Linked DNA regions of Homo sapiens: region 1 is linked to region 2. Evidence: chromatin contacts called from ENCODE Hi-C or POLR2A ChIA-PET data. All regions are on one chromosome and are shown on one strand. The core of a region is the stretch at or near the end of the contact, and the rest is flanking DNA. Distances in the headings are between cores, read along the strand shown. Region 1 overlaps BDKRB2 (bradykinin receptor B2). Region 2 overlaps LOC124903374 (a long non-coding RNA gene).

Region 1 (6,273 bases), core at 2,426-4,925, 130 kb before region 2:
TCAATCAGTTGAAAGGACTTAGAGCAGATCTGAGGTTTCCTGGAAGAAGAAGAAATTCAGCTTGCGGGCAGGAGCTTCGGTCCAAGGCTGAGTGTTCTGGCATTCCCAAGCGACTTCTGACTTGCCTAGTCATCCCTACAATCACATAAGCCAGTTCCTTGCAATACATCTCTTAATCTGTGTCTCCTATTGGTTCTGTTTCTCTGACTGATATCCCCCTGCAAGCAGAAGGTTCTCTTCCACCTCTACCTGCCTCCTGCTTCTATAACATTTATTATAGGGTATAGCTATAAGAGTTGCTTGTGTTGTTATTTCATTTCTCTGTCAAGTGCCTGACACCTAGTAGGTGTTTAATAAATGGTCGTTGACTGACTGATAGAGGGCAGGGTGTGATCCTTATTTCTCCTCTTCTCCCCAGCAGACATAATTGCTGGGTGGAGGCAAAAGGAAATGGAGCTCACAGTGTGCCCCACCTGTTCCAGCCTCAACACTGCACTGAGTGGCTGATGCATTGCTATTCCCATGTTCCAGATGGGAAAGCAGAGTCAGCGAGGCAACCTGAGACAGTTCAGGTCACCCTGCTCATCAGAGGCAGGGCCAGGATTCAAGCCTGGGTCTGCCTGAGGCCAAGTGTCAAGTCCTTTCTCTGGCTCTGGATTGGCTCCCACCCAGTGAGGTTCTTGGTGCAGGTGATATGGACAGGAGGCAGGGAAATACTGGGTAGAGGAGGACAGCTCTCTGGCAAAAGCCCCACCCACAAGCCTGGGCCCACGGCCCTAAATGAGAACTTCACATTCCTGTTTTCCCACCTGAGTGTTGCTTTTGCCAAAACCACCCTGGCCCACCATGCCCCCCATCCTATACCCATAAAAACCCCAAACTCCACTGGCAGAGGAGCAGAGCAGCATGGCAGAGAAGGAGAGAAGAGAAGAAGTGTCTGAATGTGGAAGAGGCAGCTGGACAGTTGGAGAAGAGTTCAGCCATCTGGAAGAGTACCTTCCCACTCCATCCCCTTTCCAGCTCCCCACCCGACTAAGAGCCACCTCCATCACTCAATAAAACCTCTGCATTCACCATCCTTCAAGTCCGTGTGACCTGATTCTTCCTGGATGCCAGACAAGGACCCAGGTACCAAGAGGGCAGGGTGTAAAAGGCTGTCACCCTCACTCTCCACTGAGTTGGTTAACACTTAGCCATCAGTGAATGGCAACTTCTAAAAGAGCATTAATTGTAACACAACCCTAGACGGTACTGTAGGGCCAGAGCCCAAAAGCGCTTGCCCCGGCCCCAGCACCCACTTGCTTGCATGCTTCCCCTCACACAAGGGATTTGAGCAAGTGAGCCACACCCCTGTCACCGCAAGTCCCAAGAAGGGGTCCAGGGAACTCTCCCTTCTCCCAGGGCAGGCCCCAAGGAATAGTGAGGGATTGAGCAGGTTCACAGGACTGGCTGTCTTGGAGGGGATGCTGTGGCTTATAGCCCTCCAGGGAACAAGCCCTGTGCAGGGGGCAGCTTGGACCTGGGCTCAGCTGGCCACAGGAGTCGGGGGCTGCTGGAAAGTCAGCAGCATAGGTCAGCAAAATTGGCAGCCACCCCGTGTCTCTTCTCTCCCCCAGGGCTCTGATGGGTGTTCCGTCCCTGAGACAATTTGATGACGCAGTTTCCCATCTCCAGAAATCTGTCTCGCAATCTTGCTAGTCACCTTTGATTTGGGGCTTGAGCCGAGTGTGGCCAGCAGGCTACAGAGGAGTAGCCACAGTGTGCACGCATGTGTGTGCATTTGTGTGTGTGTGTGCATGTGTGTGTTTGTGTGCACACGTGTGTTTGTGCACATGTGTGTTTGTGTTGGTGTGTGTATATATGTGTGTGTGTTTGTGTGTGCATGCATGTGTTTGTGTGTGCATGCATGTGTTTGTGCACACATGTGTGTGTTTGTGTGTGCACGTGTGTGTACACGTGTGCGTGCATACATGAATGTTGGAAGAGCATGGGTCAAGTGCCTGGAGATGTCCCCAGGGGGTTGGAACTACACAAGTCTTGTGGTTTCATGACTGAGGCCCACTCCCTATCAGAAGCCCAGCTCCCACTCTTTACCTTGGACAAGTGGCTTAACTCCTCAGGGCCTCAGTTTCTTCATGTGTCAAATGGGGATAATAATAGCACCTACTTTGTGGGGTTAATGTGAGCACAAAGTACATTAATGATTGCAAAGCCCTTAAACAATACTTCACATGCTTCAAACACTCCAGAAATGCCAGTGTTTCCTTTCCCTTTGTGTGACATCCGGTTTCCATCACAATTTTATTGGAGGAAAGACTCCTGGTAGTTAAGAAGAAAATGCCCAACCTCCCCCAGCCTGTCTTTTGCAGAAGGGAAAACTGAGGCCTCGAGAGGTGAAACGATGTCTACAGCCACACGGCAAGGCAATGCCAGCCTGGAGCAAGAGCCCGGGCTTTGCCTGTCTCTTGCTGGAGTGGCTTTTAGGGGTTTGACCCAGGTTAGAGGGACTCAGGTTCTGGGGCCAGGGCTGTAGCCCTCTCGGACACTGCCCGAGGGGCTTTCTGACTTGAGCATAGGGTTATTAGACTGGACATATTCCTCCCTCCATCTTTCTTCCGCCGTTGGAATTCTTGCCAAATTAACCTTACAGAATCCTGGAGTATTAGTGTGGGAAGGGCTCTTGGAAATTATTTCATCAGAATCCCTCATGCTACAGAGATGGGCATGGAGGCCCAGAGACAGAGGGTGGGCATTCTACCAGGACACACAGCCAGTTTGGCTGAACCTAGTTCCTAGGATCTTGGTATTCAGCCACTTTGTAATTTTTTTTTTTTTTGAGACCAAGTCTCACTTTTGTTGCCCAGGCTGGAGTGCAATGGCACGATCTCGGCTCACTGCAACCTCTGCCTCCCAGGTTCAAGCAATTCTCCTGCCTCAGCCTCCCAGGTAGCTGGGATTACAGGCATGCACCACTACGCCCAGCTAATTTTGTATTTTTAGTAGAGACGGGGGTTTCTCCATGTTGGTCAGGCTGGTCTCGAACTCCCGACCTCAGGTAATCCGCCCGCCTCAGCCTCCCAAAGTGCTGGGATTACAGGCTTGAGTCACCGCACCTGGCCTGCCACTTTGCTTTTTAAAATCGTCCTACAGTGCTCCATTGCAGGTGGAAGACACAGCAGTGTGCTAACATTGTCTGATTGTCAAAACCAAGACCTCATACCCCAGGCCGAGGCAGAGGGGTAGTGGGGGTGGAGAGTGGGGAGCTTACATCAAACCTTAAGAGCAATGGCCTTTGCATGGTGGTCATGATGTCCTCATTCCACTTTCCTGCATGCCATTCATGTATACCAGGAAAAAATAGAAACCCTCACCAGAGAGCAAAACCAAAAACCACATAGAAAGGAAGGCTGCAGGTCTGGAAGAGGGTGTGTTTCCCAGAAAAGCAATTCCTAAGGAACAGCTCAGGCTGGGAAGTGAGCCGTAGCTGGGTGTGTCCAGGAAGGCTGTTTCTCCCGCAGCCTCTCCAGCCCCCTGGTGGTCTCCGGTGTCCTGGGGATGGCACAGGCCCTGCTAGGGTGGGAGTGGAGGGTGGTGGGCGGGGTCTCTGCCTAACCAGTTACTGGCCCTGCTCCTCCACCACGTGCAAACCTGGGCTGTGACCTTCTTCCCACCCAGCTGGGTATACAAAACAAGGAGGAGGAGACACAGTAAACAGAGAACCCTAACTGGTAGGTCACAGAGAAAAAGGAATCCTGAACTGGTTTGGGCCCTGCCCAGCAAGCAGGCCAGAGGAGCCGGGGAGAGCACTGAGCTGGGACAGGTGGAGTTTTATCCCTATCTGCACAGGGTAGTATCTGGGGTCTAAGGGCTTCCCACAACATATCCTAGGTGCTGAAGGGACCTATACTATTGCCCTTTCAGCTCCTGGGAGTCGCTTTCCTGCCCCTTTCATCCGTTCCTTCCTTCATTTTACTCTGCTTAGTGTGACATGGCAGCACAGGCACACACATGGTGGGCAGGGCCAAAAAAAAAATTAGGATATCAAGCGACATCTTAGTGCCACCCTACAAGGGCCACCTCCAATCTCACCTCCTCTAAGAAGCCTTCCCTGATTTCTCAGCCAGCCAAGATCCCTAGTCTGAGACTCTATAGCAAAGAGGTGGAAGGAATATTGTCTAAGGGTCGTAGGCCCAGGACCAGGTGTGCCCTTGGGTAAATGCCTCGGCATCTCTGAGCTTTAATTTCCTCATTGGGAGAATGAGGGGATGTAACAGATGATTCTGGAGACCTTTGTACAACCGTAATGTCTTTAAAGAGGGGGATGCAGTGAACTCCCCATCCTGAGAGGCATGCAAGCAGAGGCAATGGGATCAGCACACTGAGTCTGCAGAGGTTCAGCTCCTCACCCATTGGCATCCAACGGCTCTTCTGGAGATGGGAGGAACAAATCTGTCTTAGCAAGTTCCCCTTCACTGGGTGTGGCACAAAGGAGGCTGCTCCCTGCCTTGCTCCCTGTGGCTTCTGAAGATCCTGGGTCCTGGCCCTGACCTGTCAGTCCTGCTCACAGTCTCGCCCATCTCAAAGCCTCACCCTAGCCATGTGACCTTTGTCTTCTATCCAATTCCGCTCAGGAGGTGGAGCCCCTTGGAATTGAGGGAGTCAACCTTCAGAATTCCAGAGTTCCTGGTTCTGCCAATGTTACGCCTTTTCTAGAAAGGAGCAGGAGAGAAGCATGTTCCTTAGAGCTGATCTGCAGGGAAACGGGCCCAGAATCTCTCAGGACTGGAGAAGCAGAGAAGACAGGAAATGTTGAGCCCTGAGCCCGAGGCAAGAACATTCAGGTCATGCCTGAACTCAGAAGTCAGATGAACTCGGGACATGTCTTGGCTTTGCCTCCACTGACTGGAAGACCTAGGGCAGGTGACTTAACCTCTTGGTAAATAAGGATAACCTCCCTGGAACAAGGCACTGGGAGCACCGTGACAATGTGCAAAGTGCCTGCAACATATCTTCATTTCATTTATATTGTTTCCATATTTTTAAGCACATTACAGAGAAACCCCTGCAATGTAGGGACTAATATTATCATCCCCATTTTGCAGACGAGCAAACAGAGGCACAGCTAGCAAGACTAGAGTTGAGATTTGAACATAAGCAGTCTGGGCCAGAACCTCAGGTGGAGATGATGGTTCTTTTTTTTGCTTTTTAACTTTTTATTATGGAAAATTTGGAATATACCCACAAGTAGATAGACTAGCATAATGAAACTCCACATACTTCACCCAGCTTCAGTAATTACCAACTCGCAGCCAATCTTTTTCTCTATGCCCAAACCTACCTTACCCCTCCTGTAATATTTGCAGTAAATCCTGCATGTCTGTCATTTCATCTGTAAATATTTCACTATTCTTCTCTAAAAGCTAAGGACTCTTATTTCAGAAAGCATAACTAGACAACCATTATCACATCTCGAAGAAACTGACAATAATTCCTAAATGGCATCAACTATCCAGGAAGTATTACAACTTTCAATCATATGAATTTCACGCTACTTTCTTCACAGCTGGTTTTCTTGAATCAGAATGCAAATGACTTTACACATTGGGTTGTTTGATAGGTCTCTTAAGTTTCTTTTCACCTACAGCCTTCCCTGCTATTTCTTTTTTTTTTTTAGATTATAAAAACTTCCTTGTTAATCAAGGCTTTTAACATGAACAGATTTCTTGAATAAAATGGAAAGTTTCCAGTACGCTGAAACATAAATCCACAAGTGACCTTACATACAACACCAGGCAGGAAAAAACAAAAACAGCAAGTTGACATGATCCCTGTAACAGCCATGGTCTCAAACTCAGATGCTTCCTCCATCTGCCAAGTGTGTTCTGGATACAGAGCACATTGTGCCTCCTAGGGTCACACTCAGCTGAGGCTGTGGGTCCACAGAGCACTCATCTGGCTGGGCTATGGTGGTGGTGGCTCTACTCAAGAAGCAAAGCAGTTACCAGCACATTCAAACAGTGTATTGAACATCTTTTAAATATCAAAGTGAGAAACAAGAAGGCAACATAATAATGTTATCAGAAAGATGTTAGGAAGTAAGGACAGCTGTGTAAAGCTTGAGTCTGAAAAGTAGCTCGCCAGCTTCATTTCTTTGGCTTCTTGGGTGGTGGGCGCCGGAACAGCAAGATGTGAGGTTCTGATTCATGGATCATATTATGGACCCATCCCTGACTCTGCTGAACGCCAAGATTCCTCCATTCAGATTCAGACATC
Region 2 (6,080 bases), core at 2,046-4,545:
TGAAGAAGTGAGACTTTCCTGCTGGACTAGCCAGGTGACCTTGCCTGGTCTTTAGGAAGGGCTAATTCTCAGAATTACCTTCTCTGGTGAGGTTGGCAAACGTTTTCTATAGAGGGCCAGACAGTAATTATTTTTTACTTTGCTGGCTATATGGCCTCTGTTGCAACGACTCAGCTCCTATTGCAGTACTTAAACAGCTATGGACAAGGACTAAACTCATGGGTGTAGCTGTGTTTCCAATAAAACTTTATTTATAAAAACAGGCAGTGGGCCAGACTTGGCCTCTCCTTAGTGCACTTTCCTCTCTCTTGCCTCCTCCCAAATACTAAACAAGGAGAAAGGTGCTCCCTAAAGAACTCTAAGGCAGATGAGGCCCTGCCCAACTCTTCCAACCATGAGGGAATGGGTGTTAGTGGGAGGTGGGCTGCTCTGTTGAGCAGTGAGCCCCCACAGTGGCAATCATTGCTAGGGTCTGTGAGCACACACTGTGAGTAAGGCCTGCTGCTGACATCATCTCCTTAAATCCATAGGATGTTCCTCCATTGTACTCCCAGGAAACAGAATCGTAATCCCTCACCTCCCATCCCCCACCACCATAGCCAATACAAAGGTGGGGGCAGGGTGACTTTGATGGGATTTCATAAATATTCACAGAACTAGAACCAGTCTGAAATTAATAGCCTGGCTAATAATTTCATCCCCTCTATCCCTCTCCCAACTGTTATTCTTTAAGTCTAGGGTTGCAAACACAACACCTACAGGGCCAGACAGGCAAGATGAAGCTAAAGCCAGCTGCTATAGAACAACCTGGAGTTTCAGGGAGGCTTCCATTAACTCATGCTGGTCCAGGGCTACTGCACAAATGCAGGACAACATGCCATTTGTCGAAACGTTTTAAAGATATGATTCAGCTAATGAATTGTGAGCAAAATATGCTCTCTCCTTTTACCTGGACAGATGCACCTTTGCACCCTAGAAGGAAGGCTGGGTTTGAATATAGCCTTCTGGGAATCTGTGATGGTGACTTTTATGTCAACTTGGCTAAGCTATGGTGGCCCAGTTATTTGGTCAAACCCAGCCTAGCTGGTGCTGTGCAAGTATATTTTAGATGTGATTGACATTTAAGTTACTAGACTTTGAGTTAAGTAGATGACCTTCCATCATGTGGCTGGGCCTCATCTAATCTGTTGAAGGCCTCAGGGGATAGACTTTCCCCCAGGAGGAAGGAATTCTCAAGACTGAAGCACAAAAACTTTGCCTGAGATTCCAGGCAATTGCCCTGTGGAATGTGGACCTAAGACAGCAATATCTGGCCTACCAGCCTGCCCTACAAATTTCAGCCAGCCCTACTTGCCAGGACCCATAATTGCACAAACTAATTCCTTATTCCTTAAAATAAATCTCTCTCTCTCCCCCAACCCCACGCATACACACACACACACACACACACACACACACACACACACACACACACACACACTATATTGGTCTGTTTCTCTTGTGAACTCTAGTAGTGGCTTTTTAGGGTGCTGTGCTGGGGTGTGGAGCCCAGGACAGTGGGCCTGGCCCCAGGTCTGCCCCCCTTGTCTTCCCATCCACAGCTTGAACATCACTTATTTACTTATTTATTTACAGACGGAGTTTCATTCTTGTTGCCCAGGCTGGAGTGCAATGGCGCAATCTTGGCTCACTGCAACCTCCACCTCCCGGGTTCAAGCGATTCTCCTGCCTCAGCTTCCTGAGTAGCTGGGATTACAGGCATGTGCCACCACCATGTGCTGGCTAATTTGTATTTTTAGTAGAGACGGGGTTTCTCCATGTTGGCCAGGCTGGTCTCAAATTCCCGACCTCAGATGATCCACCCACCTCGGCCTCCCAAAGTGCTGGGATTACAGGTGTGAGCCACCGCGCCCGGCCAGCTGGAACATCTTGGACATGCCCTTTCCTCATGTCACAGACAGCTGCTCCTGAACCATGGCAGTCAGCTCTCAAAAATACAAACACAGACAGAATTCTGGGGTCCTGAGTACAGAAGTGTGATCTAGAAGGGGGAGGACAGAGCCAGGTGGACATGTCTTCTGGCCTTTGGAGTCCTTGCCTTGTGGGGAAGGACCATGTAAGAGGAGGACAGGGAGGGCCTTTAAAACAGAGGGCACAGGGCAGGCTCCCCTCTTCCCTGGGCTAGGGGGCCGGGCATGAACTGCTGTTCCAAGCACGGGCAGGCAGCCGCTGTGTGAATCTTTCCATTTTCTCCAGAAAAAACAGAAATCCAAATTTTCTGTTACTGTTATTGTTGGCAACCAATTTAAGTGAGTTTCACAACAAGGTGCAGGCTGAAGACGTTTCTGAGAATGTTCCGCTTGTTGGCCCCATTTCTGGATTTATGGAGTATGAGGACGTCGTCAAAATTTGTTGAACGGTATACACAGTTTTCTTTCTGTATGTTGTACTTCAATGCAAAGCTTTATTCAAACAAATCAGAGCCATGCCCAGTTCCATCAGAGGAGGTCTGAGGACCGGGTTCGGCCTGTTCACCTGTCTGGCTTCTGGCTTAGAAGGTTTGCTTGGCATTTATTTTGGGGGTGGGGCAGGGTGATCCCAGGGAGTTATCAGTTAATTTCCTCTCTGGGACCTCGTGGTTTGTGGGTTATTTCTCGTATGGGAACATGAGTTCCTGAAAGGTACTGGGGGGAATCTCAGAGCTTCTTCTGTTTTTCTTTGCAGCCACCAGCGGGCGACAACCCACTGACCCCAGAGGCTGCCGGGGTCTGTTCCCATCCCTAATACCACACTGACCCCTGCTGGTCCTGGCTCACTGCATTTTTCCATCCGACTGATTTTCTAGGCCCAGTAACTCGTAATTGCCCCGGAGGCAAATTTTGGGAATAAATTAAATGTTTTGGAGTTTCTTGGGCAAGGCAGGATTTTGAATGTTCCTCCAGGGAGTCAAAAATTGAGCGTCAGCACAGGTGCAGACAAACAATACTCCTTGAAGGAGGAGAGTCCAGGTAGGGAGGAGGGGAGCATAGGGAGGGAGGAGGGAGGTAGGGAGGAGGGAGGTAGGGAGGAGGGTAGTGTAGGTAAGGGAGAAGGGAGGGCATCTCGGCCGTGCCACGAGCTCCTCTGAAGGCAGCCCCAGCTCACACGACCCCCTGATGCTGCAGGCCTATGCGTGTAAGGGAGCCCGGGTGCTCACGGCTCTGAGCGGCCCACCAAGGATTCCGCCTCTGATCCAGCTTCTAGCAGCACTTGGAGCCAGCCAGTAGGAGTCACATGGGGCCATCACACAGCCACGTGCCTGTGACTGACTGGTCATCCGTCACATGGTGTTTTCATGTTCACATTTGCCCAGTAGTGTTCTTGTCCCCTCCCCCAAACAAAAGGAACCCTAAGCACACTGCAAGGTGGGGAAACCTTGAATGGATATAAGAAAACCTTCGTCAGTGGCTTCATAACAAGTACCTTTTTCTTTTTTTTTTTCTTTTTTTGCAAATTTGACTCTACAAAAGCACATTATCACAATATTGACATTTTGTATAAGTATTGCCCACGTACGTACGAACATTGAAACTTCCTCAGTAAATGGAGAGATGTCCTTTTTGTACATCTGCACGTATGAAGAATGAAATTTCTCGGGATCTCGGCTCTTTGGTCACCATCATGGTGACCCATCACAGTTTTCGACAGAAAGTCTCAAAATACTTAGTTTGTTCATTGCAGTATCTCAGACGACTGCAGTTAGTGAGCCAGCCATTGTAGTATGTGTTTATACATTTCCCTTTTTCACCAGTTTCATTTCTTTCCTTTTTTTTATTTTTTTAAAATTACACTTTAAGTTCTAGGGTACATGTGCCCAATGTGCAGGTTTGTTACATATGTACACATGTGCCATGCCGGTGTGCTGCACCCGTTAACTCGTCATTTACATTAGGTATATCTCCTAATGCTATCCCTCCCCCCTTCCCCCAACAAGTATCTTTTTCACAGGGTAGAAACAGTCACAGTTGGGTTCAGACCCTGCAGCAACTGGGGCTCTGTGTTTCTCCTCTTCAGGGCTATCTGGATGGACATGAAGGGTTCCATCCTGGGATCCACATGGTTGGCTTACAGAGCAAGAAAAAGGATGGACAAGGCTCGGGAGAGAGGGCAGATGAGACTCAGGGCTGTGGCTGCTGTGGCCAGTGTTTACGATGACTCTGGGCTGCAGAGAGCTCTCTAAGGCTCTGGTGTTAATGTCCAGCTTCTGAAGTCTTGATTGCTAATTGCAATCCCAGGCATCTAATTAATCAATGGAGGATGGAGTGCCTTGGGTTGTGGGGTCTAGAAGAACTGAGTTTGAAGCCTACCCTGTCACTCACTGGCTGTGTGATATTAGACAGGTTGCTTAACCTCTCTGAGCATTAGCTTCCTGATCTGTAAAATGTAGAAGAACATATCTAGCTCTCATGGGAGTTAGGGCCATTTCTTTCAATGTGTTCCCCAGAAACAGACCTGAGATAAGGGTTCAATGCAAGTGATTTATTAAGGAAGTGCTTCTGGGAAACAGGGATGTTTGCAGGAAGCAAAGCCAGGGTAGCAGTTTCAGGCAATGTCCTGCTGGGGGCAGCCTCAGCTTGGTCCTGCAGGGAGCTCCGGGGTGTAAGTTGTTAGAGCCCATTGGAGGCAAAGGAGCTGGGACACCTGTCATCAGTGCCACCATGTGGGAGGAGGAAGGGAGCAAACTGCCTGGCCTTCCTGGCTGCTCCTGTGTGGGCAAAGCTGCTGGACCCATAGCCAGAGGGCAGGCTGCAGGGGTTGCAGTTGGAGACAAAGGCACACTGCTGCTGGGAGGGGGGCACACCAAAATGCACCAGCCCTCCCAGGGCATCTGGGCAGTGCACTGCAGGGCTCCTGTGTGATCAAATTAGAAAATGTATGTGAGATGTCTTAGCTTGGAGAAACAACAGAGATTTATTTCTTGCAGCTTTAGAGGCTGGAAGTGCAAGAGCAAAGTGCCAGCAAGGTTGAGTTCTTCCGGGTTGCAGAGGGCCGTCTTATTACATCCTCACCTGGCAGAATGGGGGCGAGAGAGCTCTCTGGGGTCCCTTTGATGAGAGAACTTTCCATTCATGTGGCTCCACCCTCATGATCTAATCGCCCCCCAAAGACCTCCCCACCTCCCAATACCATCACATTAGGGGTTAGGATTTCAACATAGGAATTTTTTTGCGGGGGGTGACACAAATATTCAGTCCACTGCATGAAAGATTTCTGCAAACTACGAAGTGGGATGCATAATGTTGGTGATGTTAGGCTTCCCAGAGCAGCAGTAATGACAGAGGGCTGTACCGGGGCAGCCCCCCGCCCCACTCTACTGGCATGAAACAAAAATGAGGAGGGAGTTTGTTTGACAAATTGTAATTCTTTGGAGGCAGGATCAGGCTAATTCTGGGGTCAGGTCCGAGGTGTTGAGCCTCATTGGTGGACAGTATCTGAGGCCATCAGAAACCAGCAGATAAGGCCAAAACCAAGGACAATGTGTCGAGCCAGAAAAGCTGAACCTGTGGCTGGACTCAAAGTTCAAGCTTCGAGGGACAAAGGGAACTGGGTGACAGCAGGGATAGAGTGAGGCAGCAGCCAGGCAGGAGAGCCCAGGATGGCCGAGGATGAATAGGACGGCCCCCTAGAGCTCCTCAACCTGGGGGTGGCCATCCCCATGTGGGGTGAAGGCCAGAGTGCACTGAAGGAGTATCGCCAACATCCCTTCTATGACAAGGGGCAGAAACCCAACTCAAACCGGTTCAAGTAGACGGGGAATTGATCAGCTTACATAAGGAGAATCAGATGTGGTTTGATCCACAGGGGTCCGGTTAGACCCAGCAGGAGCCAGTCTCTTTCTTCCCATCTCTGGGCTCTACTTGCTGCACCTCCACTCTCAGCAGCTTCTCTCACAGCGGTGAGATGGCAGCTGCCAAGACAGGCGCACATCCTCCTGGCTTTCCTTCCAGCAGAGAGACAGGGTCCCCCGTGCAGACTGCTTCCCAGTGCTCGCTTACAAGTCAGGACATCTGTGCTGCCTGCATCTGTCTGGTTGTGTAATC

What was found. A loop is a pair of places that touch in the nucleus more often than their neighbours do. ChIA-PET counts read pairs that join two places held with the same protein, here RNA polymerase II (POLR2A). Pooled maps may share reads with other maps.
Region 1: a loop to region 2 is called in a map of mammary epithelial cell, with 8 times the contacts of the local background. The contact joins two enhancer-like sites. A Hi-C loop is called at or near these places in 1 of 168 maps with a recorded cell type or tissue (mammary epithelial cell) and 3 of 50 pooled maps. POLR2A ChIA-PET finds 5 or more read pairs at or near these places in 5 of 52 experiments (AG04450, HEK293, IMR-90 and 2 more).

What each region holds. Positions count from the first base shown.
Region 1 is chr14:96,223,218-96,229,490 of GRCh38, reverse strand. All of the region lies in intron 1 of BDKRB2 (bradykinin receptor B2), which reads right to left. It also overlaps the pseudogene CKS1BP1. Among named protein-coding and RNA genes, the nearest start is that of BDKRB2, 22 kb to the right of the region's middle. Within about 2 kb of position 3,675, at least 9 of the 41 ENCODE cell types and tissues checked have a DNase peak (open chromatin) inside an H3K27ac peak, as active enhancers do.
Region 2 is chr14:96,097,451-96,103,530 of GRCh38, reverse strand. LOC124903374 (a long non-coding RNA gene) reads right to left here. Exons shown (of 2, transcript XR_007064321.1): 1 at 5,810-6,080; 2 at 4,498-4,890. Among named protein-coding and RNA genes, the nearest start is that of C14orf132, 61 kb to the right of the region's middle. RefSeq lists an enhancer at 6,070-6,080. Within about 2 kb of position 3,295, at least 2 of the 41 ENCODE cell types and tissues checked have a DNase peak (open chromatin) inside an H3K27ac peak, as active enhancers do.